Regions from separate parts of the Mus musculus genome. Here region 1 is linked to region 2. The links are chromatin loops, found by intact Hi-C in ENCODE. Cell type or tissue: left cerebral cortex. All regions are shown on one strand. Each heading gives the region's core, and the rest is flanking DNA. Links, peaks and the distances in the headings are about the cores only.

Region 1 (15,958 bases), core at 4,821-12,820, 360 kb after region 2:
GGAAAAAAGAGTCCGTATGTTCTATGAATCTTGGCAGAGAGACTAATAAAGAGCAGATGCTTAATATGCTAGGTATTGGAATAAAATCTTGATTAAAATAGGTGGTCCCCCCAAATCTCTTCGGCATTTCAACAAGTAGGAGGTAGAAGGGGGCCTATGACTGTGTGATTACTTGAATTATTTTCCAACAGCGAGAACATTGCTGACCTACAAAACAAAATAATTTTTAAAAGTCTACAAAAAAATCATTTTAAAGAAGCAGAAGTGCTCTGGTGATGTCACAAATGTTTGCATGTGTATGTATATAGTATATATGTGCATATATGTTACATGCATGTAAAATAGATAGCAGGTGATAGGTATGTAGATACATGATGATAGATAGATAGATAGATAGATAGATAGATAGATAGATAGATGATAGATAGATAGATAGATAGATAGATAGATAGATAGATAGATAGATAGATAGATAGATAATAAATGCATAAGATGATAGGTAGGTAGGTAGGTAGGTAGATGATAAATACATAAGATGATAGGTAGGTAGATAGGTAGGTAGATAAATAGATGATAAATACATAAGATGATAGATAGGTAGATAAATAGGTAGGTAGATAGATAGATAGATAGATAGATAGATAGATAGATAGATAGATAGATGATAGATATGAATTTCCACTCAGCCCTGGATCATCTTGCTTTTTTAGCCACTGCATTTGTCAGGGTTCATAAGTCCCTCATTCTATGGTGGGTAGAGGAAGGAAATGATATTTTCTGTATCTCAAACTAGCTTTGAAGTTGCTATGTAGCCAAGAGTGACCTGGAACTCCTCATCCTCCTGCCTCTACCTCCCAGGTACTGATATTGCAGGTGTACACTACCAAGCTAGCCTTAAATCTTTTGTTCTTTAGACAGGGTTCCTGAGTCTATGCCTGGATTCCACGTTCTCACTACTGTTACCTACTTCCAAGACCCCTGTGCAAGCTCCTCCTATTGCTTCTGACTTCTATATGGAAGAGTGCACCAGGACAGTCTCCTATCTGTCTATCTATCTATCTATCTATCTATCTATCTATCTATCTATCTATCTATCTATCTACATTATCTGGTTCATCCCCTCAGAAGTCACGGCTTTATGAGACATTTATACATTAGGTCCCAAGACATGTGACTCCAGTTCACCATCCCCTCTAAGTTCCTGGTTTGGACATCTAATTGTCTTCTCAACATCAGCTCTTGGAATCCAGTAGGCATTTCAAACTTGGCACATCTGAAAGATCATTCCCAACAGACCAAATCACTTTTCATATCATTATTTCATATCATTATTACCTGGAAAGCCCTGAAAGTCATTTAACACCTTTCTCCCCTCTCCCTCCCCCTCCCCTTCCTCCTCTTCCACATCCTCATCCTTCTCCATCTCCTCTTTTTCCTCTTCTTCCTCTAACCTATACTCATCCATCCACTGCATACGTCTAACTTCTTCTGAGCACACTTCAAGTTTGCGCCTGCCTTGTTCTTCCTCTAACCTATACTCATCCATCCACTGCATATGTCTAACTTCCTCTGAGCACACTTCAAGTTTGCGCCTGCCTCGGGGCTTTCTACTGTCTCTTTCTGCTCCTGGAACATGACTCCCTGAGATGCTCATAGAACCATCCCTCCAGATAACATGGGTCTTTTTACATGGAACCCCTTCAGAGAAGATGTCTGTAAGAACTATCCAATTCCACTCTCTAGTCTCCAAGATCAACATAACTGCAGACCTCTCTGCTCCTGTCTGGCAGGGTATCATTTTAATTGTTTTTGTTATTTGTCTGTGTATATTTATCCATAAGTGGGTTTGTTTGTCTGCTGACATGTGCGATTTGGGGCCTCATCCTCTATGTGTGACCTTCAGGGGTTCTTGTCCCTTGTTTGCCAGTGTGTTCCGGCATTTACAAAAGAGCCTGTGCATAGCAGGCACTTGGAACTGTGTGACCTGCACAGCTAAATCCTCTGTGATGCCTGAATGTTCTTCCTCTAACTCTGCATTTATCTTTGGTATCTGCCTATGAGCTTCTGTAAAGTTCACAGGATATATAGTTTTTATACCAACTACCACTTCGTTGTTAGTTAATTACTATTTTGCTACCATTTACCATAACCCTTTAATTCTCCCAAACACAGTCTATCCACTCAGACTGGAAAGAGTCACGGCACTATGCTCCACCTACCAATGCCGTCTGATTCAGCCTTAAGGAGAACGCTTTTCTCATCTCTGTCTCCTCCCAGTCCCTGCCCAGCCCAGCCCAGGACACATCTCAATACAGGACAGCAGCACAGCATCCCATCATGTGTTGTGGATCGGTTTGTATCTAGCGCTGTGTCAGTGACATGGTCATCCACGGGGAAACAAGCAAGACAACTCTCCTAGTGGAGTGGAAGGCTCCAACACTGTCACAGTGTGGACAGGACTGTGTGTCTGCATGCTGCTAGGGCCAGGATATAGAAAGAGAATTAAAGCCAGATTGGCTATGTCTAGAAATAGCCAGTGAACCATGCTCACAGACCTTTACTTGAAACAAATCAAAATTAGAAACTTAAAGATCATGCCAGGCTATTCTTAAACTACATAAAACTTTGGAAGTTTTGGAAATGATTTTTTAAAAATGCTTACAAGTCTTTCCTCCTAAAAATCCATTAAACAATGGAAAGAACAGTGTTAACTCACGGAGGCGGAGGTCCCACCAGTAGACGGCATTCACAAATGATTGACAGCAACAGTACTTCCCTGCGATTTACAGAAGCTGAATTTACATAATTGCATAAAGTGACTCAGAACTGACCTCACTTCTGAAAACAGGCAACAGATGGCATCAGGATGCTCTGCTGCAGGGAGAAGGATAATGAGAGTCACTTGCCACCGACCGGCCCGCAGAGCCATCAGACCTGTTTGTGGGCTCCCTAAACTCTGTGCTCACTCATTAGCTGCTACATCTGCTCCTTTTGAAAGATGTGACCAGGACTGCATGAAGGCTCCTAAAGGTGTCCTGCGATGGTTTCATTTACCTAGACTTGGCCAAGGAGGAAAAGGAAAGAGTCTCTCTAATCTCTGAACCTTCTGTGTTCCTTACATCCTGTTTCCACTATTATCTGCTCTGTCAATGTGCGGTTGTCCTCTGATAGCCAAGTTCGGTACGATACAGAGGTACCTCTAATTGACCTGGAATCCAGTTGGAGCAGTCCAACTCTCAGCTAGTTTGCCATGGATGAATGTTGAATGCAAAAAATCTTTTAATTTATGTGCTATTGGGATAAGAACATGCATTGCTGGAGGAAGGCCATAGTCCAATGAAAATAGAAAAGTTCTTACATCAAATAGACAATGAGCATTAAAATAATGAAGAAAACCATTATCTAAATAAATATATCTTTCTCCTAAAGTAATCATTGTCCAAGCCAACACAAATGGATAATTTTCTTTTCTGAGATCTACTACATTCCCCTTAAGAAAAATCATAAAATTGAAATTTGATCTTTCCATAGCAAACAGATGAAAACTGATGGGCATTGTTTGGTTCCCAGGCAACTCTTCCCATGTACATACTGTGTGCCAAGCATTTACCCTGAGCTCTGAAACCACATAGCCTGACTTTCCTTCAAAACGAAAAGGACATACTGCACCTCTGTTTCTATTGCAACACACTGCACACAAAGCAACATTCCTATCCCTTGACTCATAACAGGACACACACATCACTTGTCAATGCAGTTACTTTCGCTGACCACACCCACACACGCCCCACTGTCTCAAGTCCATGCATATGACTACAGAGGTCTGCAGCCCACATCTGCTGTCTACCCTGCTCCTGACAGCACCGCAGCTGTCTCTGTCCTGCCCCCCCAAAGACAAGTTCCAACAAAGGGCAGACTAGAGTTCCTCCAAATTACCTTGAAGGCGTTTGTAGGGATGCTTGTCTGGAATCTGCTGGCCCCTTCCTGCTGCACCCCATTCACCTTCAGAAGCCGTGCAAGTCCATACCTGCTAACACTCCCCTCGTTTGCATGCCTGCTTCTCTACAAAGTCTGTATTCTTTGCCTACATTTTACCTAACGAAAATGGTAGAGACTTAAGGAGACTGGAGGGTAGAGAAGGACGGTGGAAAGATAAACAGAATCTACTTCAGGTTGCATCTGTAGAAAAATATCGTGACTCAACTATTTTGCTAGTTTCATACAATTCAATCTAAAAATAGAGAGTGGCTTGATTTTTTTCCCCTGAAGTCAAGTAAGGAAACTACAGGTGGTGGCACATGACTATAACTCCAGCACTCGGGGAGGATGAAGAGTTTGAAGCCTTCCTGCACCACCCTGAAAGACCCTGTCTCAGAGAGGAAGTAAAGCAAAAGGCAGGCACTTGAGACTCAGTGGTGGTGGCTTGCTTGGTGTCACTGTTTGGGTGTAAAATGTCCCCTATAGACTCTTATGTTTGAGCATTTGGTCCCCAACCAATATCACCCTTTGGGGATGTAATGGAACCTTTGAGAGATGATGGAACACTGCAGGATGAAGTAAGTCATTGGGAACTGGCTTTGAGGTTCTACATCCTGGCCTCACCTACTCTTGTTCTCTCCTTCACCACCATGCTGAATTCTAAACTTCTGAAAATATAGGCCAAAATAAACCCTTTCTCTCTAAAGCTGTTTTGGCCAGGGTATTTTATCACATTAACAGAGAAAATGCTAATACATCTAGAATGTTCAAGGCCCTAGGTTAGATCCCCAGCACAGAGAGAGGGGCCAGGGAAGGAAAGAAACAACCAATCAGTTGGACTGTCATAACTACCACTTTCTCCAGCAAATTTGTTACTATGGGGATCTGCCTCTACAGCCCCAACAACTGACCACAAACAAATTTTGGAACACAAGCCATTCATAAGTTGAGGACTGCCTACAAATGATGCCCTTTCCTGTGTAAGACAGGCTGATGGATTGTGTTTACTAGAATTACACGATAAAGAAACCACAAAAAGCTGACTCCAAGACTCCAGATAGCCCTCCCAGCCTTCTGGCTCCAAAATATAATCGCAATCTGAGCCTGTCTGGCTCAAGAAAAAAATAAAATGGGATCAGGGCTACAGTCATACTCAGAAGGCTACAGAGAGGCCACGGATGTCAACCTGGAGACACTAGAAAGCCTTATTCCTCAGCAGACAGCTGTGGGGTGCATGTGTAAAGCAGGCTGCAGCCAGACCTGCCCACTGGAATAACCTGTGAAGGCTCCTAATTTTAGCCAGCACTCTAGGTGCTGAGTTCTTCCTTTACCCTCTCCCTATAGTTTGCAAGCCTTCCTAGAGCCCACAGCAGGCTTGATTGGCCCAGCTGCATGGAGGAACTTCTGGGACAAGAACCCAGCATGCTTTGGTAGTGTTCCCTCAGAATAAATAGTGACATCTTTGCATTTGCTGTGTTCCTAGAAGGAGCTCTCTCCTTGTCTGCTCAAGACCTATGTTGTCAGGAAAGCGTCTAACTTAATGACATAATGCATGACCTGATCTTTCCCCCCTCTACACAGATGGGGTTGACACACTATAGAAAGGAACCCAGCTGAAGGTGCTGAAGACAGAGGCCATGTCCTCAAGCACGGGGTCTTTTCTGCCAAGGGGACCCCCAATTTCTTTAATTACCCAGAGCCAATGTGGGACAGCAGCAGCTCTGACAGCGACAGTTGATTTGTATCAGTTCACAGATTTGTTGACTGAATGGTGAATTTTCAGACTCTAACCTATTTCCCTGCCAAAATAGACGGATAAATGTTATACTTATAAAAACAGACAGGGCATCCTGCACTTATCTCACAAGCACACATTTTCTTCCTAAAATTGTTTATGTCATACAGGAAAAAAAATATTAATCAATGCGGCAAAAGAAAGCTTGTACTCTGTTCAGCCAATTTCATTCACTGACGAAAGCAGAGCAGAACATAACAGCCCCCTTGTTTTGCTGTCTTTGTTTCCCATGTACTGAGCGAAATTGCCCAGGAATTATAAGCAGTTAGCAAATGGTGCATAAATGACCAAAACCAAATGACAGCTCCATGAACAGGAGCAGGCTGGCCCTAGCTGAGCCAAAATGCTTGAGTTCTGGAACAAGAATGGGGAGTCAAGTTCCATCCCTGGCACTGAACCCAGTTCACTATTGATCTTCAGTTGCCCTCACATCCGCGGCTTCCCAGAGCACACACGGGGCTTTGTGACCTGCATTGCAGTGGAAAGATAGAGGCTACTAAGCCAAGTGGGAGGGCTTCGGCTAAGCCAAGGCTGCTGGGAGGGCTTCTGCAAAGTGGCTCTCCCAGGGAGGGTGTAGCTCTCCAAAGGATCTCTCTAGAGTAGTGAACTATTGTTCCATTGTCAACCTTGGATGTCACAGGAATCGTGGGAGAAGAAACAGGCTGTAGAGAATAGCCTCTTTCTCCAGTGGTGCCAATGTTTTTGACAGCTTGATCCAACAGTATTAGAAACTTAAGCAGTGTCTTGCTGTCTTCAAAGGTCAGACCAGCTCCATCCATCTGAACTGCCTTCTCTGCTCTTCCAATCCCTTCCCCAAGCTCACTCGGGATTAAGCCATTTCATAAGCTGGGAGTCCTCATGTGACTCTGTCGCTATTGTTTAGGTCCAGGAAAAGAAGACTCAAACTGTCTTGTGCAGATTCTAGGTTCTGGCCTTCATCGTTTCACCAGAAACACACTTAGCCAGGCATTCTGCGTGCATGTTGAAGCCGGATTTGGTTGGTTGTTTAGAGAAGTACCTGTTTCCTCTGAAGCCAGAGGTGTTCCTAAGTGGAAGCAGATGTGAAGGGCACCTAGGCAACTTGTGCAGAACCAGATTTGGGATCTGCTCTCACGTGTGTTTCCTGCTCCAAGCCATTTCCCTGGAATGCACCGTGAGCATGTGGGACAGATCAACAGCAACTTCCTGCCTCGGTGGTAAGAGGGCTTTTCGTGATGTTCTCATGCTCTTGGGTTCACTTCATCTATTTTAACTGTTCAGCCTGCTGGGACGGGGTGTGGGGGGAGCTTCGCCAAGGAATGCACAGTGGAAGGGGAGCTGAGAGGAGGTGATTTTGTAGTATGTTGCTCTGGCTTTACTTTTAAGCTGGGTTTCCCCTTGCTCAGCAAAAGGGGACACAAGCTGAGAAGCTACAGGTACTGGCTTTTGGCATACTCTGTTCATATCTGAACTAGGGAACCCCAATTTAGACTAGGAAGTAGAATAGAGTGATCCTAAAATTTGGCTAAAACTGTAGTTTTAAACTTCTGCATTTTTCCTAACTAGTGAGCTTTTTTTTTTTAAGTATAGTTTTTCTCCTCCTTACCTGCTAACATCAAAAAGAATCAAAAAGTATAGGAACCATATATCTGTGCTTATTATTAATAAGAAACTATACTCCAAATTATCTATCTTCTTTCAGGATGACATGTGCCTCATCTTTACTTTATCTTTTCAAAGTCATTAGTTTGTTTTGGTTTTTTTCTCCCTCCATTAAAAATATCCCAAGAGGGGGCTGGGGAACTAGCTCAGCAGTTAAGAGCACTTTGTCCCTCTTGCTGCAGAACCAGTTCAATTCCCAGCACCTATATAGCAACTAGGAACTGTCTGCAACTCTCATTCTAAAGCATCTGATGCCCTCTTCTGGACTCCTAGGGTAGTACACACAAGGGGTGCACATATCACACATACACAGAGAGAGAGAGAGAGAGAGAGAGAGAGAGAGAGAGAGAGAGAGTTAGTTTCAGGTGTGGTGGTACATGCCTTTAATACTAGCATCACGAAGAAATATCTAGCCCCAAACATCAACAACAGCAGTGCTGAGAAACCCTGGTCTATAAATACAAATGGTCCTGTATATACAAAGTCATTCTGGATGTACAAGATCGGACAGTGGTGGCGCATGCCTTTAATCCCAGCACTGGGGAGGCAGAGGCAGGCAGATTTCTGAGTTCAAGGCCAGCCTGGTCTACAGAGTGAGTTCCAGGACAGCCAAGGCTATACAGAGAAACCCTGTCTCAAAAAACAAAACAAAACAAAACAAAGCAAAACAAAGGAAAACAAAAAACAAAAAACAAAACAAAAAACAAAAACAAAAAATATCACTAATAAATAATAGAGTCCTGCACCAGTGGTCATATAAATAGTACAGTAAAGGTACTATATACACCTGAGCGCAAAGTCTAAAGAGTCAGGATTTGTAGCTGCTCCCTTTATTTCAAGTTTGCCTAGCAACAGAGATGCCTAGTTAGGTGCTAAAGAATGTTGCTGCCATCTAGAGGAAGAGAGGAAAATTTCCTCCAAATGCCACACTACTTATTCCAAGACCATAAGCGGCAGGATCTCTGCCACATGTTTTTCTTTCATAACACTAAAGAGAGAAAAGAAAAAAATCACTTATCTCCAGTCTGAGTGTATAGTATGAGACTGAAAGCCTGTGTTTCTGATAAGGACACCAAGTGTTTGATTTTATTCTCATGCTTAACTGCAGTACAGAGTGGCCCCAGAATTCTCTTGTAAGACCTTTCTTTCAACACATCATTTTCTCCAGAGCATAGCCAGATAGCAATAAGTTGCAGGCCGCTTATAAATCACAGTGATCCATTCACTTTTACCAAACTATGAAATGTTAAAAGGTATATTAGCTCAAATAAAATGAATACAAAGAAGAACCAAGTTGTGGCTGGAGAGATGGTTCGGCAGTTTAAAAAAACATTGATTTTGCAAAAACATTGATTTTGCAGGACCTGTTTCAGTTCCCAGCGTACACGGGGTGGTTCCCAACCTTCTCTACCTATAGTTTCAGGCAATCTGAACTTCTAACTTCCTTGGACACCGGGCATGCATGTGGAACACAGACATAGATATGGGCAAAAACTCCTACACACTAGATGTGTGTGTGTGTGTGTGTGTGTGTGTGTGTGTGTGTGTGTGTGTGTGTGTGTGTGAAAGAGAGAGAGAGAGAGAAAGAGAGAGGGGGGATTATAAAATCGATAATAAGTAAATAGATGATAGACAAACAGACAGACAATAGACAGTAATAAGTAAATAGATGATAGATGATAGACAGACAGACAGATGTATAAACTAAAGAAACCAGGAAGAAAAACACAACCATGTCTTGAAAGACATAAGTTTTTTCTCTAAACAAACATAATGTGACCCCACACACACACACACACATGCACACAGGTAGACAGACACAAATACACTGACACACACATATATATGAACACACAAAGACACAAGATACACATTCACAGAGACAAGTACACATACACAAAGATACACACACAGCCTACAAATATAACTGTAGAAACAACTTCTCTAAGAACTTGAAATGTGTGAAAAGGTTTGTTCATTTTTGCTTGCTTGTTTGTTTGTTTGTTTTCTGTTTCCTCTCATTTCTGGAGAAGCTGTTGGACAAAATAAATGGTTCTTCCTCCTCACTCTCTCTATGGGGTATCCTTACTGCATCCCACCACTAACATCCTTCCTCCTTGAGGTTTCGGTAGAGCATCCCCATCACCTTCCACCTCTGACATTCCACTGTGACACAATATCCCATCCCGGTCTTTCTTCATTCAAGAAGGAAAGCCTTGAAGGAAACTTCAATCAGGACAAAAGAGAGCCTCGTAAATAAGACATGGTTCCAGAGCAGAAAGAATAATCTGATGGCCAGCAACACCCCTTTTACGGCTCATGGGCTACAGCCAGACTGATGGGAAAATGTTGCCTGAATAAACAAGAGATGAAGCAATAGATGTAGCACAGAGGTTCTCAACCTGTGGGTCACGACCCTTTGGGGGTTGTATATCCAATACTCTAGCTAATCTTTATCTTACAATTCATAACAGTAGAAAAATTACAGTTATAAAGTAGTAATGAAATAATCTTATGGCCTGGGGTCTCCATGTGAGGAACTGTATTAAAGCGTCACAGTGTTCCAAAGGATGAGGATCACTAATGGAAAGCAAGACACAAAATTTTCATAAGTTTGCTACATGCCAATTCCCCTAAGGACAGAAACGTGGGCGGTATTAACTATTACAAGGGAGAGCCCTTTCTTAGGAAAATGCATGACACTTTTGGGAACATACACTGTTATTAATGTTTATATTATATTAAGTATTAATGTGACAAGATGCAAAACTTGTCTTCACATTTCTCTGAGTTGTTTGAGGGGCAACTGACATAAGGCAAGAGATAGCTCTTAAAATGGCCCTAAACATGCCATAATCTGTCTCTCTAACTGTTACTGTTAAATGCAGTAAAATCAACCACAGAAATTTCTTTAAAGAAATATTATATTTCTTCCTTGAGCAGAGATGCCTATTCCTTCAAAGATCACATGTTCTGAGCACTCTCCAAATATGAAAAAAAAAATGGACTAATGATTATTTGAAATCGTAACCATTGCCTGCCCACCATCACAATATGTAGTCCTTCATAGAGAAGTCAATCTAGAACTGAGTAGAAAGCTCTGTCCTTACTGGTGAGTCATCCAGGTGTCACACGGTTCTGGAAGAGAGTTCCATCAGCAATCTTGATTACTTGTGGGCTCTACGTTCAACAACACCATCTGTTTATACAAATGAGCCCATGAGTGTAATAGTGGCACATCTGTTAAAGGGATATCCAACCACTTTCAGATTATATTTGAGGCCTGATCCATGGGACAGAACTCAGCTATAGTACTGTAGACCCAAAAGTCAATGGCCAGGACTTCATAGACCCTAGTGGGAGACTACTGCTGTTGTTGATAAGTTGCCATTAAGTGCCCATTGAATTGCCTTCCAACTTCCTCTTACATCAATTTTGTCTCCTATCAAGTCCACAGCAACCAATTTTTTTCTGTACAACTAATCTAAGAATGGAGCCTTTCTTCATGTTTTCAAGAAGGTAGGTGTTCTTTGAGCAAAACTGTCCTCTGTAACATCCTCATGAGGATTTCCCTTTCCCACTTCTTTCTGAATATATTGATTAAGCCTATTTATGTATCCTCCCCATTCACTATTATTCTAGAAATGTCCCTGTCTTATCTCCTGAGTTAGTTTCTTTGTTTTGTTTTGTTTTGTTTTGTTTTGTTTTGTTTTGCAGCTCTCATAGCCTCACTTGTTGACATACCTCTGATTTTCCTGAAACAAAGAGGTTAATTCTGATAAAGAATGAGGTAGGAGGTGGAGCTTGAAGCCTCAGCATTTGTCTGGAAAGCCTTTAGTAACTCCCTCATTCTCATTCTGAGGGTTGTAGGACTGATGTCATTTCAATGTCCTGTTAACATTGACATTGAAAAGATTACAGACACCCCAATTCAGTTCTTCTTGTACATGTTGGGGATTTCTGCTGAAAAACAGGAGATGTGTCCCCCACCTCTTCCCCATCCTCTTCCCTCTCCTGCTCCTCCCTCTCTCCCTCTCTCCCTCTCTCTCCCTTTTATTCTCTCCAGTTCTAAACGCTCACAACAATGTAGTTGTGTTATGGACTGTTCCTCCTATCTCTGGGGTAACTAGCTCAATCCAGAAGCTTCACTTTTACTGGAAAATTGTTCTTAATTCTCTCTTTCCACCATACCCTTTGCACTTGTCTCTCTTGTATAATTTCTATTAATTGGATGGTTCGCTTGATGAATTAATCCCTTAATTTTTAAGAAATGATGACTTCCCACTTATCATTTTGTGACATTTGACAAATTCTGTCTTCTAAAAAAAATGCTACTGAGATTTTAATTTGTTTTTAAGTTCCAAGAACTCTTTCTGTTTCGTGAAGATTCGGGGTTATTTTTAGTGATATTCTGTTCTTGTTTCTCAGGCAATATTACCTTTTATTCTTAGAAGATATTATTTATAGCTTTACCATTTCAACAAGTTTTTATTTCTTCTCTTTCTTTTGTTGTCTCTGCTTTCTTTTGTGTTCCTCTTGTTCCAAATATGTCTACTCACTATATCCTCTTAATTAAAAGCTTATTTTCAATCGTCACTGATACCTGCACAATGAGCAACAAAATGGCCCCTGCAACGTTCTTTGTGCTTGCAGTGATGGACTTCACTGTGAAAACATTTGGCGGGCCATGGATTGAGGAATCCCTAAAGTTCAGAATTTCTAGATCTTCTCAACTTCCACATTTTTGCCAAAGTGATGCAGGTCAGGCTGTAGACATCCTCTAGAAGACTTCTCTCTCTGCACCGTATATATGTGCACTTCATCTTCAGCGAGTCTGTTCTACCACAGATAGAGGCGGGTCTATCATACAGTGAAGCTGGTAATAAAACATTAATGTAGATGCCATGTGAATTTCCATGTTATATTTCCTGAGCATGGGAAAACAGAGTGGATACCTGTGCTCTTCCGCAGAAAACCTAAGCCATCAATCCAGTTATTGTGTTGGCAACAGGAACAACGTTGCCTGAGTTTTGAAAATCTGAGACAATCACTTATATCTCGGCTTCAACCCCAGATACCCCTGAGCCTTTGGCTCCTGGCAAGTCATGCTGTGGTAGCTGTCTGTTCTATCCCAATTCCAACCATCCTACTGCATATAAACTACCAACATCCTCACGTGATGTGTTCTCTGAGTACTTGTTATCTCTAATAGATCCCAGGAACAATGAGCTTCATGTCTCTATAGTCCAAATTGATTGCCTGTGTATAAGCTGCTGCCATTAGGAATACTTGGTCATGAGTTTGAATCCATTTCCCTACTTTTTTTGACATATGCCTTTTACTCTCATTGCACAGACACAAAAACTATAAGCTTTTTCAGGACTCCTGTCATCATTGCTTCCTATAGTTGTTGCCCAAACTAGCCACTATTTCTCTCTCTGCATCTGTACCTGACCGGGATGTGATTGCACAATTCTAACCATCTAAAGATAGACTCTATCCTTCACTGTACCTTAAATTTGCAATGGCCTGGTACCTAGTTTTGCTTGATTGGATCCATGGAAGACATATTTTGTAGGTTTTGACTATAGATGTCAGGATCCCTGAATGCCTCTGCACACTTTCTTGCAACCCTGTCTAACCACAGTGTGTAATGTAGCCCCTGCTCAATGTGTTAGAGAATGAGAGTCTGTATTGTGGTCTAGAAGCCAGTCCACTCAGAATTCCCAGATGGAAGCCCCAGAGATACTAAGAAGGCACAGGGGAAGGCATCTTTGATGTGTGTGCTTTTTTTTCCCTTGCATTCATTACATGTTCCTGTTTCTGGTACTACTGTGCTCCTATTCTCTCTCTCTCTGTCTCTCTGTCTCTCTGTCTCTCTCTGTCTCTCTGTCTCTCTGTCTCTCTCTCTGTCTCTCTCTCTCTCTCTCTCTCTCTCTCTCTCTCTCTCTCTCTCTCTCTCTCATCCTGAGCCTTTCTGGTCCTCTGCAGTAATAACATTTGCTGTTGGGTCTCCCTAACACCAGCTGACGTCCTGGCTCCTGGAGTCTGCTTAGTTACTGTCTGTCCACATCTTTCCTGCTTTAAAGGTTTTAGAACTATGATGTTTTCCTCTGCCCTCCTTGTTCTGGCTTATAATGGCCTTTTATTTCCTAACTGCAAAGTTTAGTGGATTTTTGAGAGAATGTCAAGCCAACAGATATACTAGACTAGATAGATGTATAGCCAGAGTTAACAAGTCTCCACTTCATTTTATACTTGAAGAAATGGAAGACAATAGAATGTAAATAATTTGTCCAAAGCTACATGATAGTGGTTGGTGAGGGAATTAAAGAGATAGAAAACCCTCTACAGTCCAGTGTCCCTTCCTCTACTTCATGTCACATTCATGGTTAGGTCAGGCAGCCAATGTGATGGGCCAAGTCTTACCCCCAGTTTACATTATTATAGGTTCCTCTGTATTGCAGGTGAGAGTCTGCAGTCACGAGGTTTGTTCTAGCCTTGACAAGTACTAATATGATCAGCTTATGTGATGAGAACTGTAAAGTCAACAACGGGACATTCTGTATTTCCCAGTTAATGTCTAATTGTATACCATTATTCACACAGAATTGTGAATTTTGTCAGTTCTCATATATAAACCAGAAACTGATCTGTTAGTATTTAGAATTTTAACTACATAGGCAAAATCTGAGCTACAAAGTAAGACAAATTTGCAAGCTACAGGGTGTGGCCATGACACACAGGTAAATGACCCTCAAGCTAGTTGGAAATGACTAGAACTGGGTGCTTCATGGTTTGGTGTGTAATATTGCACAGATCAGTTGCAATATCTAATTTCTGCCAATAACTAACAGTGGCTATGTCAAAAGCTTTGTTCCGGTCCCTTACATGAAACTGTCACAGGCTGCCACATTTTCTCTCAGGCCCTTTTCCAGAGACTACACTTAGCATCATACACAACTCCAGGAAGAATCAAACCAGCATGGGGGGTTGGATTAGCACGGGGGTGGGGGGGGAGCGTCTGAAGACACCAATGGAATATCCCATACCTCTGAGCAAACAAATCTTTGCTTCTAGATAAATGATCCCTCTTGTCTCGTTTCTTCACATAGACCTGTCTGTATCACTGCATTTCCCAATGACAATTACATTCTGCAGAATATAGCCACCTGTAACACCAAAGTATGAGCATTCCTGCCTGGTTTGTAGAATTCAAACCCTCAAGTGAAGTAAGGACACATTTGCTGCAGGGCCTTTCATCAGTTTCCATCCCTGTCTCATCATTCCACTTTGTATTGCTACTCAGAGACTCTTGCCTCACGCACAGGGTCTGCTCAGTCCCCATCAGTTCCTCCCAAGGGTGTGTGCTCTCCGAATTTGACCTGGCACTGTGAGGAGACTCGATTAGCACACTGATCAGGTCCCTTAGTGAATAATGGGAAAAAATTAAGAGTGCTAACGTTTAATGAACTCCTGTTCTTACCATCCACTTTGACAGACACTTTATAGGCATCTCATGTCAACCCAAGACAACTTTATGAGCAGAAATGGTTATTATCTTCCTTTTATGGCATCAGAAGCTGAGACTTTGAAAAGTTCTGGATGACTCAATTTGCAAGTATAACAAGTAGGAGACAGACCTAATTTTTCCAAATTCAAAAGTTGTATCCCTAACCACTGTGATTACTATCAAACCAAACCAAAGTGAAGAAGCTTCGATTTATGTGAGGGAAAATTAGGGGCCCAAGATATTTTAAGATGTATGACTTAAAAGTCCAATGACAATGGTCTTCAGAGTTTAAGACTGAAAAAGGAAATGCTTGTCAAAGTGCAGTGGAATGTAGCTGCGAAGAGATGAGAGTCTCATTTAAGGCCAAACAAACAGGAGGCAAAACAGCAAAGCTTATAAGAAGTGTCTCCAAAACTATCTAATAAAATTTGGCATTATATCTAAGTAAATTAAATTCCAAAGTGATACTCAATTCAGAAATTGACTGACTTTGACATGATGGAGATGAGTTACATAAACAACATGTAAGAGAAGCCAATGGATTTGGTCTTCAGTGTGTTAAATTAGAGGGGACATTGGAATGTTAACACAGCCCAAACAATCAACTATTTGTTTCAAAATAAATATTGGAGGTACAAGTCAACAATCAATATCTGAACCACTGGAGTTTTAAGATGTTGTTATAGGCAATGTCAGAAATAATATGTGAGGATAATAGAAAGATTCTAGTGATGGAAACAACCATGTGCATAAATAATACAGAATGGAGGAAGGAAGTATAATAAAGATATGAGCTGGGTGCTCCGAGACTTTCAAGATGTAGTCCTCCTAGTGAAACTAGAGAGGGCTTTATGGGGGAGCAGGGAGCAGCTGAGGTGGGTTTTCAATGATGCATCCAACATCAAAGGGCAGAGAAAAAGGGAGGGAGGTTCCCAGTAGAGTAAGCAAAGCTTGCAGCTCTCAGGAGCAGGCTGTCTTAGGAATGCAGTTAGTCCATGAGGCTGAAATAGAAGGTTCTGGAGTAGGCAGAA
Region 2 (15,958 bases), core at 5,435-13,434:
GCAGCCCAAGGCCCTTTCCACTTAGCTGGACAAAGAGATCAGCAACAAATAAAAAGTGCATATTCTATCAGCAATGAGGACTTTAAATCCAATCCCAGAGGCTTCATTCAGAAGGCTGCTGATGAATGAGCTTGGGTATCTCGGATCTTCAGCTCCTAGCTAGCAGGAGACACATCTGTCATGAATGGGGTAGAGGGAGGAAGGGCTTTCCTGCAAGCTCCTGCCTTGGAAATTACACTCACTAAAAAATGGGAATGGAAATGACCGTCCACCTCTCTCGTTGGTTCCTAAAGAAGACAGTACCACACGAGGGATGTAGCAGAAGAAACAGGAAAACGTCTTGATGTTGAAGCAAGGTATCTGTGATGCTTTGCATGGGTATGTCTGAATTCACTTAAAATTTTAGGTTTGCTTGTTCACATGTGTGCCTGTATGTTGAGTCCTTTGGGCTGCCATGACAAATCACCACAAGTGAAGTGGCTTGTGGCTAGAGCATTTTATTATAAATGGTTCTGAAGCTGGGAAGTTCTGAAGGTTTTGTGTCTGGTGTGAGCCTACTTCCTGGCTCAGAAATGGATATCATTTTCTAAAGTCAACACATGGCAGAAAAAGTAAGAATTTTCCCTGGGGTCTCGTTGATGCGGGCACTAATACCATTCATAAGAGTTCCTTCATTCCATGCCTCAATCATATCCCAAGGGCCCATCTCTAAATACTACCACATTAGAGATTCGGATAAGCATAAGATTCATTTTTCTTTTGGTACTGGGAACTGACACTAATCTTTATGCATGCAGGGCAAATTTTCTACCATTCATTTAATATATGTGTGTGTGTGTGTGTCTGTGTGTGTAGTTATATACTTACATATATATGTATGTGTGTGTGTATATATATGCATACATAGAGAGAGAGTATAATAAACACCTATGTATATATCTCAATGTGTATATATACATGAATAATACATAATCATATATATAAACAATATGCATGTATACACACACACACACACACACACACACACACACACATACACATATATAGATGTGTTTAGTCCGTAGTGTATAAATTTGAGGAGACACATATTGAAGACATACATCTTTATGCACCATCAGTTCTGTGACTGCACATTTACATAATATTGGACACTAAACTATATAACAGTCCTCTAAATGAATGCTGACTAATGCTGAAACAATGTCACTATAAAATGCAAATTGCTTCATGAAGGAGTATATTAATATGAAAATGAGCACCTACTATACCATGTGAGGGAAAGGCTCTGACTTTAAGGACACATAGGGCAGGTGAGGACACAGAGCCGTAAACAGGTAATTACTGTGTTACAAGCTGTAGAACCACCTGTCTACACAAAGAGCTGTGAAGTATGAAGCAGGAAATGAGCAGAAGTGCCTGGGAGGATGGAGGAAGCTGTACAAAAGAGAAACTATTTGCCAGCATCTTTTATCAAACATGAGTAAGAACCCTGAAGACAAATGCATAGAGTCCTGCACATGTATACATGGTTGTATATATCTACACCTCTGTATAGAAACTGTACATTCCATGCATATATGATATATATGATTGGTACCATATGCCACACATATGTATCTAACAAGTATAGAAAAATATATCTATATACATATAATGTTTGGTACTTATTTTTATGTAAATATGTATTTTTCTATCACTACAATTCATACATATATGTAAATGTCTGTGTGTACATATATACCTACATACACACATAATGTACCTATTCCATATGCATTATTTAAATTATATATATTTCACTCTGTATATATATATATATATATATATATATATATATATATATATATAGTCATTTATACATATGTAGGCTTTATATGTATATAGCAATATAGAGAGAAGGGGAGAACTGCAAATATGTAGGAAATTTGACATTAACAATAGATACAGGGAAAACTGATTTATAATGTGTAAGACATTTACTATCAAGTGACATATCTATGCATGCCTGCATAACCAATCTATCTCCATTCCAATTACAGATATATCTATTCTGATGCACTCCAAAGCTCTTAATTATCCCTTATTTCCACTCTACTCCACCCTGAGGAGACAAGTAAAACACGAACAGGGCCCACAGTTGCAGAAATGTTATGTACAAAAATTGTTGGCAAGAAATAAAGCTGTCATGGCTTTAGATTTGTGTACCTATGGGTTACCAGCTAACTGTGTTTGCTTTGAAAGCAGACAATATACCACTGAAATTTTTGCTGAGAGCTCCAATGAACTCTTTGTCGTTTCTCTAATTACCTAAGTTGATTCACATGGTGAGACACAATGTGTTCTTATTTTTAATCGATCTGGAATTAAATTGAACTTTGAAGCTTTCAAGATCCTGTCAAGCTGGTAGAGAGAAACAGAGGTTAAAGAAAGAATCGCCTGATGCAGCCCACAGGTATGTGCAGGGCCAGAGGCCCCTGACTAAGAACAGAATGTCTTAGGTATTCCATTACTGACAAGATTCGGGCCTTGGTGAGTGATAAACAGATAGCAAGTCTATGCCCTCTCCAGAATGGGGACACTGGGACATGTTGTGCAACACACCTCATGGGTTCCAATGCAGCATTTGCACTTGAAAATTTAGTGTCATTCACAGCTGGACAGAAAAGCTACCTTAGTGACAAAACTGGGACAGTAGGCAAATTAGTAACAGTTTGCATTTCAGGTTTCCTAGGACGAGTGCCATCCTCGGCATGACCAAGCAAAAGCCTGGCTGAGTTCAGGCAGTTCACGCTGAAATCTTAGGTACTGCAAGGAAAGTCAGTTTGATGTTGAGCTAATGGCTACTGTGAAGGTTTCGTGAAAGATGCTCTTTGAAAGATCTCTGGGCCTAAAACCAGTAAGACTGACTAGGATTTTTTTTTCATTCTGCACTCAGAAGGTACTTGTGAGACTTTTGAGTGGCATTTTATAGCAGGGGTGTTACAGAATCACATGGGAGCTACAGTTGTCCTGAAATATCAGGCCCACAAGGCAGTGACGTGGATGATACTATTATATAAAAGCTGGACACAGAGCCCATGGACTTTAAGGGCTTGCACACTATGAGCGGCATGTCACCTGCACAAGCTGCAGCTTCAGGTAGACACGTCTTCTCATTTCCAGCCCATTTCATTTCATGTCCCTTGCTCACCGTGAGAACTTGGACAAGTTACATCATGTTTCTGAACCCTCAGTTTCCTCATCTGTCAATAAGAGGTAATTAGACTTGCTTCACAGGGAAGTCGGGAGACTGTGGGAACTAGTTATCATCACTCTGCTTCCAACTGGCCTTTGTTCTATCTGCTGGTTTCAGTAAGCGCCTCACTGAAAAGCTCAGCAGGTTTCCTGCTCGCTCCTTGTGTGGACAAAGGGAACTATTTTCCTGGTTCCTGGCTGAAAGTGCTTTCCAGCCACTCTAAACTAATAAAAATATTCCAAGACCCCAGTTACTACACTTGAGGGGATATATTTTCAATACAGGGTCTTACTATGTAGCTCTAACTGTCCTGAAACTCACTGTGTAGACCAGGCTGACCTGGAACCCACAGAGATTTTCCCCTGCTTCTGCCTCCCAAGGGCTGGAATTTACAAAGCTATGTGCTACCATATCTGGCTCCAGTCACTTTCACAAAGAACTTCAGTCTGATATTGAAGGGAGAAGTCAAAAAGTACGGACAGAGCCTTGGGTACAAGAGAAAGTCTAAGCCGGTCACTACCCTTGTTTCTACCCCCTGTGAATGAGAATTTCTTTCCACAGGGCTTTGTCTCTTGGGGATTGCTATTTATGGGATTCCAGAACTTCTCTGGCTGCAGATCTCAGACTATGGTGAACTAACTCTTGAGGACTGATTTTCATTGGGTCAGCTAACGATATCTAGCCTATGGTTCTCAAGGGTCACTTTACTATAGAGGTGCAGTATAATCTAACATGTTTCTTTGAATCAGAGGACTTTGGAAAAAAAATAAACTAGGGCCCTGTGTCAATTCATTTTGCATTTTTGTGAAAATAAAAACTAATTAAACATCATCTGAAGGGGAAATGGTATACCTTGGCTCTTGTTTCTAGAGAGTTTGCGTCTGTCATGATAGAGAAGGCATGGCACCGTTCAGGGAGGCAGGAGAATTCAGCAGAAACAACTCATAACATGACGTACCAGGAGGCAGAGGGCTTAGGTTAAAACCTGACCCATCTTCACCAGCTGTGCCCCACAGGGTGTCAGCAGCTGAAAAACTGTGTTCGAAGAATTGGCCTGTGGAGGTTCCAGTTGAAGCCATAATGAACCAACACCGAGAACCATAACAAAGCCACACTGAGAGCCAAGAGAATCACGGAGACAAACGTCTCCATCAAATTTTATGGATGGCAGAGTATGCCCAGTCCACAGGCTCTCTCGTTCATCCTCCAACTTCATGTGCACTTTATCATATTTTGGGCTCTCTCCCTCCTCAACCAGCTTAGACTACCAGTCTCGATCCCAAGCTCACTCTTCTCGCCCTAGACTAAAATCGGGTAGATTTCTCTCTCATAGCTTCCCTTAGGCGAAGGAGTGTTCATGGGTGGATGCAGGAGATGATGGCGACTTTTGATGCGCGTAGCATCATAATCACATTTAGTATGTTTTCATTTTGGAGCATTTTGGAATCAACTCGGGAGGTTACGTTGAGTTAGAAAGAGAAACTGGAAGAAGTAAAGAGTCTTCAGTGACCAATCTAAAACCAAATACTAAACTGCAGCAGGTACACAACATGAGCCAACATGTTAGTTCACCAGGCAAGATGCACACTACAGATTGTGTGCATCGCATCAGCGCATGAATGTTCTGAGCCTTCCACCTCCCACCACTGTCATCATTCTATTCTAATGCATATCCAGAAATTCTGGCTTGTAACAGTTAATGGGGATTTTCTGTCTCATGGGTTTAATACAGATTGTTTGGATCTTCCTGCAAGGTTAGGAAAGGGGAAAATGATTTCCTGACTCCTAAAAACTTTGTTCTCCTTAAAACAAAAGGCATTTATTGTCTCCTTTCCCAACCAACTGTGGTTCACATCCCGATGCTAATCTGCCTTTTATGAATCAGCACACTACCCTGGTTTTTAAGCAAAAGGCTATTTGGATTTTTCTCAGCCCCATCTAGAATAGTTTCTTTTATTTTACATTAACCTTAACTTTAGTCTTATAATTTTCACAAACGTTTTTAAAACGTCTTTGAACATGCATTAAATGCTTTAGGGCATTAGTCAAATGCCACTCCCTATGGACCATAGTCAAATACCACTCCCTGAGGACCTTCAAAAGAGAAGCTGGCCAGGCCTACTGAGAACAAGTTTCCATTGTAATACATAAAAGCAGCAAACACATTTTTTTTTCTGGAGACAGGGAATGATAGTTTTCTAAGCCAGTCACTGTATCCTGCATTTTCCTATAATTTGCCATCCACTCCTTCCTCCATCCCCAAAAGCCATCTGGTCAACTCATTTCTCTGATCACAAATAGCAAAGAACTCAGACAAGCATCTTTAAAAAGACAAAACAAATAAAAACAAAAACAAACAACAATAAAAGCAAATACAGTCTGTCTCTTTACACTTTTCTAATATCCCTACTTTCCGTTTTTATTCTGATATTTTCAGAAGAGAATCCAGGAAATAACTCAGATATTAATGCTAACCCTAATAGCTCTGTGCCTGCCACAGGAGAGGTATCATGTTTGGGATATTCCTACAACATCTTCATTGACCTGCATGACAAGCAGAGGGCATTGAGATACACTTTCCAGTTGGTGGTTGATAAAAACGGGCTCAAAGATGACATGACTTATTCAATGTCTTAAAGCTAGTAAGAAACAAATTTAGGATTCAGTCTTACTCTGAGCTCTAACTGGCTAACTCCTGAGTTGCTTGGCCTCCCACGCCTAAGTCCAAGCACTAAGATCCCTTGCTTATGACACTGAGTGCAGTCACTACTTCCCCCAGCTAGGTTGAGATATTTTGTTTCCCATAAGCATTTTATAAAACAGTTCCAGAGACTGGGCAAAAATAAAACAAAATAAAGTTTTAGAAACTCATTTGTAAGAATAAAAGTCTTACAACTGAATGGGAAAGTCATTTTAGGTAGAAGCTTTGAGATTTCCTAAATTAACACAATGTCACATAGGCCTTGGGGCTTGTCCATCTACTAAGAAAGGAATGCGGCCTTCCTGAGTCTGTGGTGTGTGCTCAGTGCCAGCTCTTGAAGCTTCACAAGCTTCGAATCATCAGTGGGGGTGAGTCCATTTCTAAGTCGTCCATTTATTCATAACAAATTACACCAACCTAGCAGGCTTCCTTTTCTAGTGGTAAAATTCTACTTGTGCTTTCAAAGCTTTCTGCTACAGCATCCCACAAGGCAAAGCCATATATGAGAACTGCAGGTCACAGGTCATTCATCCACACTAGGTTAGGGCTAACTGATCACATCTCTTGTCATCCTGTATATTTGCTAGGCTAGAGTTAGTGTGACATTAACAGATTTAAGGGGCTATCTTACATACACCAGGATCGACTAGTCCACTCAAGCTGAATAGCTGAATTTGAAAGGCCAGAAAACCTTCTGCGATCAAGAAGATCAAGGAGCTAAGACAAGAGAGACCCTTTATCTTCTAAGCTCTGCAGCATCAACTTGACTACTGAGAGTTCCTGATTGATGCCTGCATTGAGCATCACTGGGATGGAGAGCTCTCTTTACCCAGGGTACCACTTTTGACTAGGGCCTTCCCTAGCCCTGCCCTGACTCACCGCAGGTGCTTGTGCTACTCCCATAACCTCGTTGAACCTCAGTTTCTTACCGGCAAAATGGAAATAATGATAGGTATGGTAAAGAGGTGTTGTGAAGTTTAATTAGTCTTTCTAAAGCACTTTGAGATGATCAGATCAAAGGTACTCTTGACATTTATAGCATTAATTATTATTTTTATTGTATATAATCATTTAAAAATACTAGAATCTGTTGTGTGTAATCTGACACAACACACATACACACACACATACACACTTAAGAGTATACAAGACTTTTTGAAGATCATGCTCTTACAGTCAATATAATCCACTCATGAAACTATTTCCAAAGAAACCAACTTGAGAACTGGTGCAAAATCATGTAATTAACACCAACAGGGAAAGGCAATGTGAGTAAGTACTGCTTTGACCAGCTAGACACACCTTTCTTGAAGTAAACACAATAGTGGAGGAGGTAATTGAAGGAGAAGATACAGCTTGATTGCAAAGCAATATAGTGGTGGGGTTATTTGAAGCGTGCTTTTCTTCTTAGAGACTCAGAGCAAATTACCAATATTATCTTGTTAATGCTCATAACATCCTCACAAGAAAGAAAGAAAATAGAATGCCATCTTAAAGACAGGTAAATGCACCCTTGGTGGCTAAGCAGTTTGCCAAGGTCACAGAGTCCATTGCTAACAACAAAGTTTAATTGATTCTTCTCCTGCATGTGTTCAAGAAGCTTGCCAGATGTGGGACCACAGCTGGACCTCAAGTACTATGTATGTAAATACTGGGGGATATTCTCCCTGTCTTCAGACAAATAGATTTAGGATGAGGATGAAGTAATTTTACAGCGGCCTCTTGAATGTAGTATCAGAGCTTATCAACCATCAGCAGGGTTGAGTAGGGCCCTCCCAGGGTGACAGTTCACAGAAAGGCATGCTTCCTCTTCAGTATGTAATTGGTTCCATTTCTAGTTCCATCGATGATTATGCAGATTTAGAAATTTCCACAAGGTAGTTGCATATTTAGGGAGCATTCCACACTATGGGGTAGAGTAGACTCCTGCAGAGGGCATGAAGGACATTTCAGTGTACCGTTTACTTCATAGCAGGAGATGAACATTAATTTTATCCTAGCCTAACTCTCAGGAATTACTAACATATTCATTTCAGATCAATGGGACATCATAATTCTCTTTCAACATATCTCTTTTTTGAATTTATAAACACACCCGAACTCCCAAGTTAGAGAATATTGGAGAAAACCTTTTGGTGTTGGATTTGAGGTTTCTTACAATGCAGGAGAGTCCCAAATTACCAAAAATAATCCAAAATCCCAATCCTGAATTTTACATGATTAAGACCCATCAGGAACTGGTGAAGGAGTTGATGATGCTTATCAAATAGTCACAGAGAGATGTTTTTAGTCACTTGCTAGTCAAGACAAATGATAACGCCTAGGATTCTGACAGGCTGTTTAGAGGGCATTTATTAGGAAGTTAATCTATAACTGAATCTCTGTTGAGCGGTAGTTTCTTAAACCCAGAGCAGGTTCTAAACTTCTAAGTTTCTCTTTCATGTACTTTTTATAGCCTGTAGATCCAAAATGGCAGCTGTCTTTCTTCTAGATCAGTCAAACATATCACTTGTACCTGGCTGGTTGGCTGTGACTCACTCTGCTCAGGTTCATAGGATGCTGATTAATTAGTGGGCAAGTTTCTACCTTGTGTGATTTATCACATGATCTCCAACTTTGAGACGTCTATCAATTCCCGTGGCCAACAACTTGTAAAAACTTCTTTTTAAATAACCGTAGCTTCCATATTAGCAACGCCCACACTAGTCTGCAACTACTGGTCTTCTGATGCCCAGACACATCCTCAAAAAGATGAATGAAGATAAAACCCAGGTTATTGTCCCAGTTGCTTGACATCCCTGTAGATGAGATGACAACATCATAGGTTGATTCTCTCCCTATCCAGAAATGGTACTACATAATAGGCTCTTAAAATTTATTTCTCTGTGCATATCTTCTTGGCTATCAACTTAAATAATAGTTAAGTGAAAAACAGAATATTCTAATTGATATAACTTGGCTTTAATACCACCTATACTAACAAGATTTCCTCTTCATGCATAATTTTACCTGCAGGTGGGGTGGTGGTAAAGACTCTGCTTGTATATACAAAGAAGGAAATAACATTGGTGGACAGACACAATTTACTCACCAAGTTTAATTGAGTTGGCAAGTCTACTAGTCAGAGCAATGTATAAATGCCAGAATTCGGTGCACATTACAATCATAACAAACCCTAAAGTATCATTCTAGATAGAATCAGCATGAGCTTCTGTTCAAGTGTATGCATATATGATAATTCCATAATGAAGGTATTATTAAAAGCCTGTCTGAAATATAATGTTATTGCATTTGCTTGTCTTGAAAGGTTATTTTTATTTAGTCTAGATATGGAATTCAGATGTCTTAATATAATTGTAAATGTCCTCATCCAAGGTTCTAAAATCAAATTAAAATGTCTACTCTACCTACAGAACACAGCATGGACTGCTTCTGGGGCTGTGGAAAAAAAAATGTCTACAAATGGTTAATAAAGATTCCTCTTCTTAAAAGTCATGCAAACATAGCATGCTGCCTTGTGTGTAGCACTAGGGCTAGAATTAGAATATGTTTGGCTAAGAAACAAAGACAGGATTACAGAAGAGTTGAAGAGATGTGTGCACAAGGAAACAATTTGTAAACTACACTCCAAATGGTTTTCTTTCGTTGCTGAGCATAAGCAGAATGGTAACCACACTACCTGTCTCTTTAGAGACGCTCCTTACTGCTTCATGCTGCAACCTAGGGATCACACTCAGTTCTATACTAATTCATCAATTTCAAAGCTGGGCAAAAGGGATGCTAGGATGCTCATTTCTACTAATCATGCTTTGGCTTAGTTGCTGGCCAGTGACTGAGTCATGTAATTACACCCATGGGAAACATGGGCTAGGACTGCTTTTAAATGCTGTGGACTGATCCCATAAGCTCCACTATTTATTTTAATAAAGCATAGTTGTGTTTGTTTGTTACAGATATTTGTTTTAATAGTAACTTAAATTATATGGACTCTAATTTTCAATGAACGTATGTCAACCTTATAAAGAGGTGCAGTTAATTAGGCAGAGAAAATGTTTGATTCTCACAGTCTGCCCCATCTTCCTTCTCCACTTCACTCCTGTTTTACCCTATGGAAATACTTTTAAGCAGTCTCTCTCTCTCTCTCTCTCTCTCTCTCTCTCTCTCTCTCTCTGTCTGTCTGCACACTCTGCCTATAATTTTTTTAATGGTTCTCCTACAATGGGAGCTTGAAAGTAAACGCTGATCATCCTCTCATTTATACGTCAATTAGGTATCATAATGAGAGGATTTCCTGTGAAGGTCATTTGGAGCTATCAAATTAATTTAGTTCTATCTTGTTCCACCCAAAGTACTGCAAAGGCTCCTTTGGAGGCTCGGTGCCTGCATGAGTCAATGATTTAGTGTTATGTGGGTGGGGGAATTGTACTTCAAGATTTCTTGGCTTAGATATTAAATCATGATCAGACACACTCTGGGTGACATTTTCTCTTCTTTATTCCCACATAAAACTCCCACTGAACTGACAGAAAAGATTCATGTGTGGAGGAGACTCACTTGGTATTTGTGTAGGTTCTTTAACCAGAAAAAAAGGAAAAAGGTGACTTGTTTTCTGTCTCTTTGCCCCAAATCAACGCCTGTAGTCGACCTTTCTGGGCTGAAGAACTCACAGCTAAGAAACAAGAAAGGTGTGCATCACACATGTTCTAAACCACGAGCATATATCCTCTGTAAAAACAATGTGGCTCTTCTAGAATTTAACAGCACACATCAATTAATGCAAGCTAAGCTCAATATGGCAAAAATCCCACGCAGCCTGAAAACTCAGCAGTAGGAGTCGGAGTTGAAGTCTGATCAGTTGACAGGTGACTCAATACTGAAATTTAATTGTGCTTGCTGTTTGCCAGTAACCGTAAGCTGGTACTCATGACAGCCTTGTCGTGCTGGTTCACCGGCATTTTTCAGCTGGGAAAGTAGCTGCCTGGACTCCAGAAGCTCTGCTCCAGGAGGAGAGGTGCATCATCGTTGACATTTTGGACAAGGTTTGGTATTTCATTCCCTTGGGAGAGCACGGGAGAGCAGGACACTCTGTGAAAAGACGTGAGCCATGATGATGAAATGCTGGCCCTCCTCCAGTTTTCAAGTGGTTTACACCCAGTATCGACTAGAAGGGCATTTGTTCACACATATGGTGACATTCTCAGTTTAGGAGAGTCTGGGAAGAGACCGCCTTTTACTCATGCAGGCATATACATTTTCAGATACAAAACATGATACCTGAGTCCCATTAATGCTCCTCCCAGAAATGCAAATGACGAGATGAATGAATGGCCTGGAGATTTGTGACTTACATGAGTAAATAAGGTTTAACACGCAACTTGTAAGTCATAAAGCATGGGAAATTCTGTAGGATAAGAGTACCAATAGGTTTTTGGATTAAGCCTTTGATGTTTTATGGTGTTTAAAATTTAAAACAAACACACTCCTCAAATTCACCAAGTAATCTCCAAATGCCATCTCATCCTTTCCAACAGCCTTTGCTTTCTCCAAAACTACAGACAAAATGCTGAGAGAAGAAAGGTTGGGTATATATTTCAGTACGATATATTTTTGTTCCCTCCCATGAATTAATTACTGAACAGGAAAATAAATCAATAGTCAAAGGCAGAAGCCTAAGATAGTTGGTAGGCTAAATAACCAGAAAACACAACAACAAAAAAGCTATTCTCAAAAGGATGTAGCTTCCATAAGAAGGGTGGGGAGTATCCATAATGTTCCACAATGTTCTCAATTAATTGTCCCTCTACTACACTGACAAATATGTGTTTAACAAATAACACATTTAACAACATATAAATTATGAGTGAATTAGATTTCTCATCACTGTGAGAAAATTCCTGAGCAAATAAACAAACAAACAAACAAACAAACAAACAAACAAACACCCAACACATCATGGGAGCCCAGGCTCAGCGTCTACACCACAGCTCCTGCCTCTGAAGTTTCAAGGAGCTTCACAGAAGAGGAATGCAAAGATGGTAGGAACCAGCATACCAGAAAAGTCTCTTGTAAGACAGTCCCTCATAGAAACAATGGCATAGAACAAGACCAGAACAATGGCAGTACCAATGGGCATATTACCATGGAAGAGGCAAATTTTTTGCAGAGCCTTACCTGAGAAAAACTACAGGCAATTAACTAGGAAGAGAATCAGCTTTTCCCAGAGATGACCTCCCTAGCTGGTTGTTCAGTGCCGCGTGGAAATCCCTGAAACCGGATGCACACAAGCAACAAAAATTGACTCAGCATGTTGTATTTGTATGTTTGTGTTCATGCGTGCATGTGTGTGCACGCATACACACACACACACACACACACACACACACACACACACACACACACACACACACAGATACCTAAGGAAAAAAAGGCTGTCAACTTGAAAGGGAGACAGCATGGGACAGGTTCAAGGGAGGTTAATTGGGAGGTACTGGAGAAAGGAAATGGAGGGGGATGCTACACAATTCTAATTACAAAAATATTTTTTAAATGTCTTAAGCTCCAAAGCATAGATATTGCTGACAGCTTCTGAGCCACATAGTGGTGGTATGGAACAGTTAACATGGTATCCAGGAAGCAGGCAGTGAGTGAACACCTGTGGTAATGGGCTTTCCCTCTTGTTCCTCTCGTTCCATTTAGGTCTCTATCATATAGGGTTGTGCCACTTATGCTGCGGGTGGGTTTCATTCCTCACTGCCCTGCTTAGGTAATTATGTCTAGAAATAATGTCATAAACACTCTGAGGTGTACCTTCCTAATCTCACAGGGACCTCTCAATGCAATCAAGTTGACAACTAAAATATAATATGAGTGTGCACTTAATGCCATCAGAGGGCATGGAAACTTTAGATAAACAGCTTAATCTTTTGGGGGGGGGGTTTAGTTTCTCCACTAGAGAGGACTTGCCTTAACTCCCCTCAATGTATCTAGATTCTCTCTTACAACAATTGTACTGGGATTTGTACATTGCCTTTGCATTCTAATTTATGGGGAAAACTAAGGAATTTCTGCTTCTGTCCCTTGTTCCTTTGATTATGGGCCCCTAACAAAGCCACACAGAAAAGAAGATGGCACATGTAGCCTTTTAGATAGTAACTTTAGCAAAAATAAAATAAAATAAAATAAAATAAAATAAAATAAAATGTACATCTACTGAGCTCAGAATGTTGAGTTCTGCTGTGACTTTTAGAATCACAGAATCTTTCTTTCTTCCAGGAGGTGGTAGAAATCATATATTAAATTCTGGATATGTTTTGGTTGTTATGAAAGGAACAGAAAGACCATTTTTCATTCTCACTAACTCAGAAACAATTGGATGGATTTGTTGGATTTTAGGTTTATGAGTGGAGAGAGTGGTTGCATACTACATACAAGGGAAATAAAACCTCTCTCACTTCAGCATCAATCACAAGTAATTCATAAGCAGGTAGCTGCACTTTGAGAGAAGACTTCATTAACCTTATGCAAATTTTGTCATTAACCCCATGAAACAATGACCACAGAGACCCCCAACCTCCTAACAGACAACCTCATATCTTGTGGTCTGTGATGCTGTTTACTGCTGTGATAAACACCATGAGCCAAAGAACTTTGGTAATAAAGGGTTTATTTGTCTGGTATGTTCAGTTTTATCAATTCCTCTACTCTGCAGTTGGTATGCTGTAAAGATAGGAAGGGTTGGAGAAGCAAGGAAAAAGAGAAGAGAAAGGAGATGGAGAGATTAATGAGAAAACTGCTTGCTATGCTATGCAAGCATGAATTCAATATAAAAACCCACATTAAAAAATAAGTAAACAAAAAAACCCACACTAGGGAAAGACTGACAATCCAGCTATGTGGATAAAGAAACTCTCTGTTCTTGTTGAAGACCTGAGATCAGTTTGCAACACCCAAGTCAGGTGACTCAAAACTGCCTGTAACTCTAGTTCTAGGGAACCCAGGGCCTTTTCCTATTATCTGTTCCTACATACACAGCATATACATACACTCAGACACACGTGCGTGTGCACACACACACACACACAGGTGTGTGCACACACGCATGCCAACAAATCTTTTTTTGTTTCTTTTTTCTTTTTTCTTTTTTTTTACAAAAGCAGAAGAAGCGGAGAAGGAAGGACATTTCTGTATCTGGGGCTTACTAGACAGTCACTCTAATCGAGTCAAAATGAGAGACCCTGTTTCAAAAGAAAAGGAGAGAGCTCCGGAGCAGGGACGCCCAAGACTGACCTCTGACCTCTGGCCTCCACATTCACACATGCACCAGCATCCACACATACAACTATATGAGTATGTATCTACACACACACACACACACACACACACACACACACACACACACACACACACACAAAGAGGAGGAGAAGGAGGAGGAAGAGGAAAGGCAACAGCAATAAGGAGGGAAAAAACCTGCTTCAAACATAAACAAATTCATATCTGCCCTTATCCAAATATTTACCAATCAGAAATCTCTTCATATTAGAGCTTCTTACTATTGGGGGATTTACAAATACTGGGCCCTATCTGTAAACTCTCATTTATTTAGGGAACACCCTAGATAGAAAATGTTTAAGGTTCAAGTCTTTAGAATTCAGTGCTTCTGCACATTTACAAAGCCTGACTTTCTTACTAAGGTGTAGGTGCTAACACAGTAGCTTGGGTGAAATCTGAGTGCTCCACTTCTCACAAGCTTCTGACTGCCGCCAGTGCCTGTTGATTCCTAAACACTTGAGTAGCAAGACACAAACTAATCCCAGACACTGAGAAGCAATTCTCGCTGCATTTGCTAAGTTCCTTTTCCTCTTGCATGTGGTTAGCTCATACTAACAAAAGCCAGTGGAGACTCACCTTCCCATTCCCCAAGGTAGTTTTACAAGCTAATTTTACAGAGATAGCAGGTTGCAATGTTTAGATTTATCCCATCTGTAATTGCCATTATCTACACTGCCCCAACCCCATCCCTTTCATGCTGGGAACCATCCCAGCTCCTCCCCAAACCATTAGACTGATAGTATCCAAAGCATGAAACCTTCTGAGGCTTCTACAAACAGAAAGCACATAAAAACTAAACAGTAGTAAATTTTAACTACCCACTCTGCAAATGTATTTGGGGTGAAGTTAAAAAAAAAAGACATTACCTCTGCCATTTTTTAAATCTGTGGGAAGATAACTATGTTTGAAAAACAGGACCTATAATATAGAGCATAAATGGTCACAACCAAATGAGAAACACATCATAGAAAATATCTGGGCAAGGTCTGTATGCCAAGAAATTAGGGATTGGATGGTCAGAATTATAGGGGAGTTACATAGAGACGATGGTATACTTCAAAGTGAATAAAAAGTCAGGTGTGCAGGTAGAAAGACCCCAGGACCATCCCACAAAGGGTTAAAAGGTCACTTCCTAAGACAGAGGTGGCAGAACCAATATGGCTACCAAGGAGAGTAAGGAGAAACAATTTCCATTTCCTAAATTCGAGCTCTGTGAAGCCTGGATATTTTAGAGTTGGCACTTAAAATGTGCACGCTGAAGGGTAACTGAATACGCTGATACTCAAGGCCTTCACCTCTCTCTGCCTCCAGAGACAGAGAGACAGAGAAATAGATATAATTAGGTTACATCTAAGTTTTATATAGTAGTAGCAATATTTAAATGTACTTATGTGCTTCTGATATGCATTATTATACCCATTTTATATGTGAAAACTCTTAGCTACATATGATAGATAGGTACTAGTCTTCTCATTACACCGTTATATAATATCATGGAGTTTGTGTATCTTGTTCACCTTTGCAATCCCTACTGTCAAGACAGTGAGTGAATTTGAAGATCTTGGTTCTTTTGGTGAGAATGATGGCAGACATTAAACACTCTGCATAAAATCACACAGCCAATGAGCAGAGAAGTAGGGTTCAGATTCTAATAGGGTTGGTGGATGCCCGTGGCTTGCCCATCACCCTACAAG

Evidence for each region. Hi-C counts contacts between places; a loop is a spot of excess contacts. Peaks named below come from ENCODE experiments on the same cell type or tissue, not always from the same donor. Only the 100,000 strongest peaks of a DNase experiment are listed, where the experiment ranks them.
Region 1: it touches region 2 in a loop (4-fold over the local background); 3 of 42 quality-filtered maps call a loop at or near these places.

Annotation. Positions count from the first base shown.
Region 1 is chr13:111,229,785-111,245,742 of GRCm38, forward strand. No RefSeq gene overlaps it. Among named protein-coding and RNA genes, the nearest start is that of 3110015C05Rik, 8.3 kb to the left of the region's middle. In left cerebral cortex, for the core only: CTCF peaks have their summits at 7,670 (motif pointing left) and 8,307 (motif pointing left); DNase peaks (open chromatin) are centred at 6,134 and 8,332; H3K27ac peaks cover 1,991 bases.
Region 2 is chr13:110,871,998-110,887,955 of GRCm38, forward strand. 4930526H09Rik (RIKEN cDNA 4930526H09 gene) reads right to left here. Exons shown (of 3, transcript NR_131194.1): 3 at 10,414-11,021. Among named protein-coding and RNA genes, the nearest start is that of Gm38397, 24 kb to the right of the region's middle. In left cerebral cortex, for the core only: no CTCF peak of the experiment used is centred there; DNase peaks (open chromatin) are centred at 9,758, 10,405, 10,804 and 11,019; H3K27ac peaks cover 1,927 bases.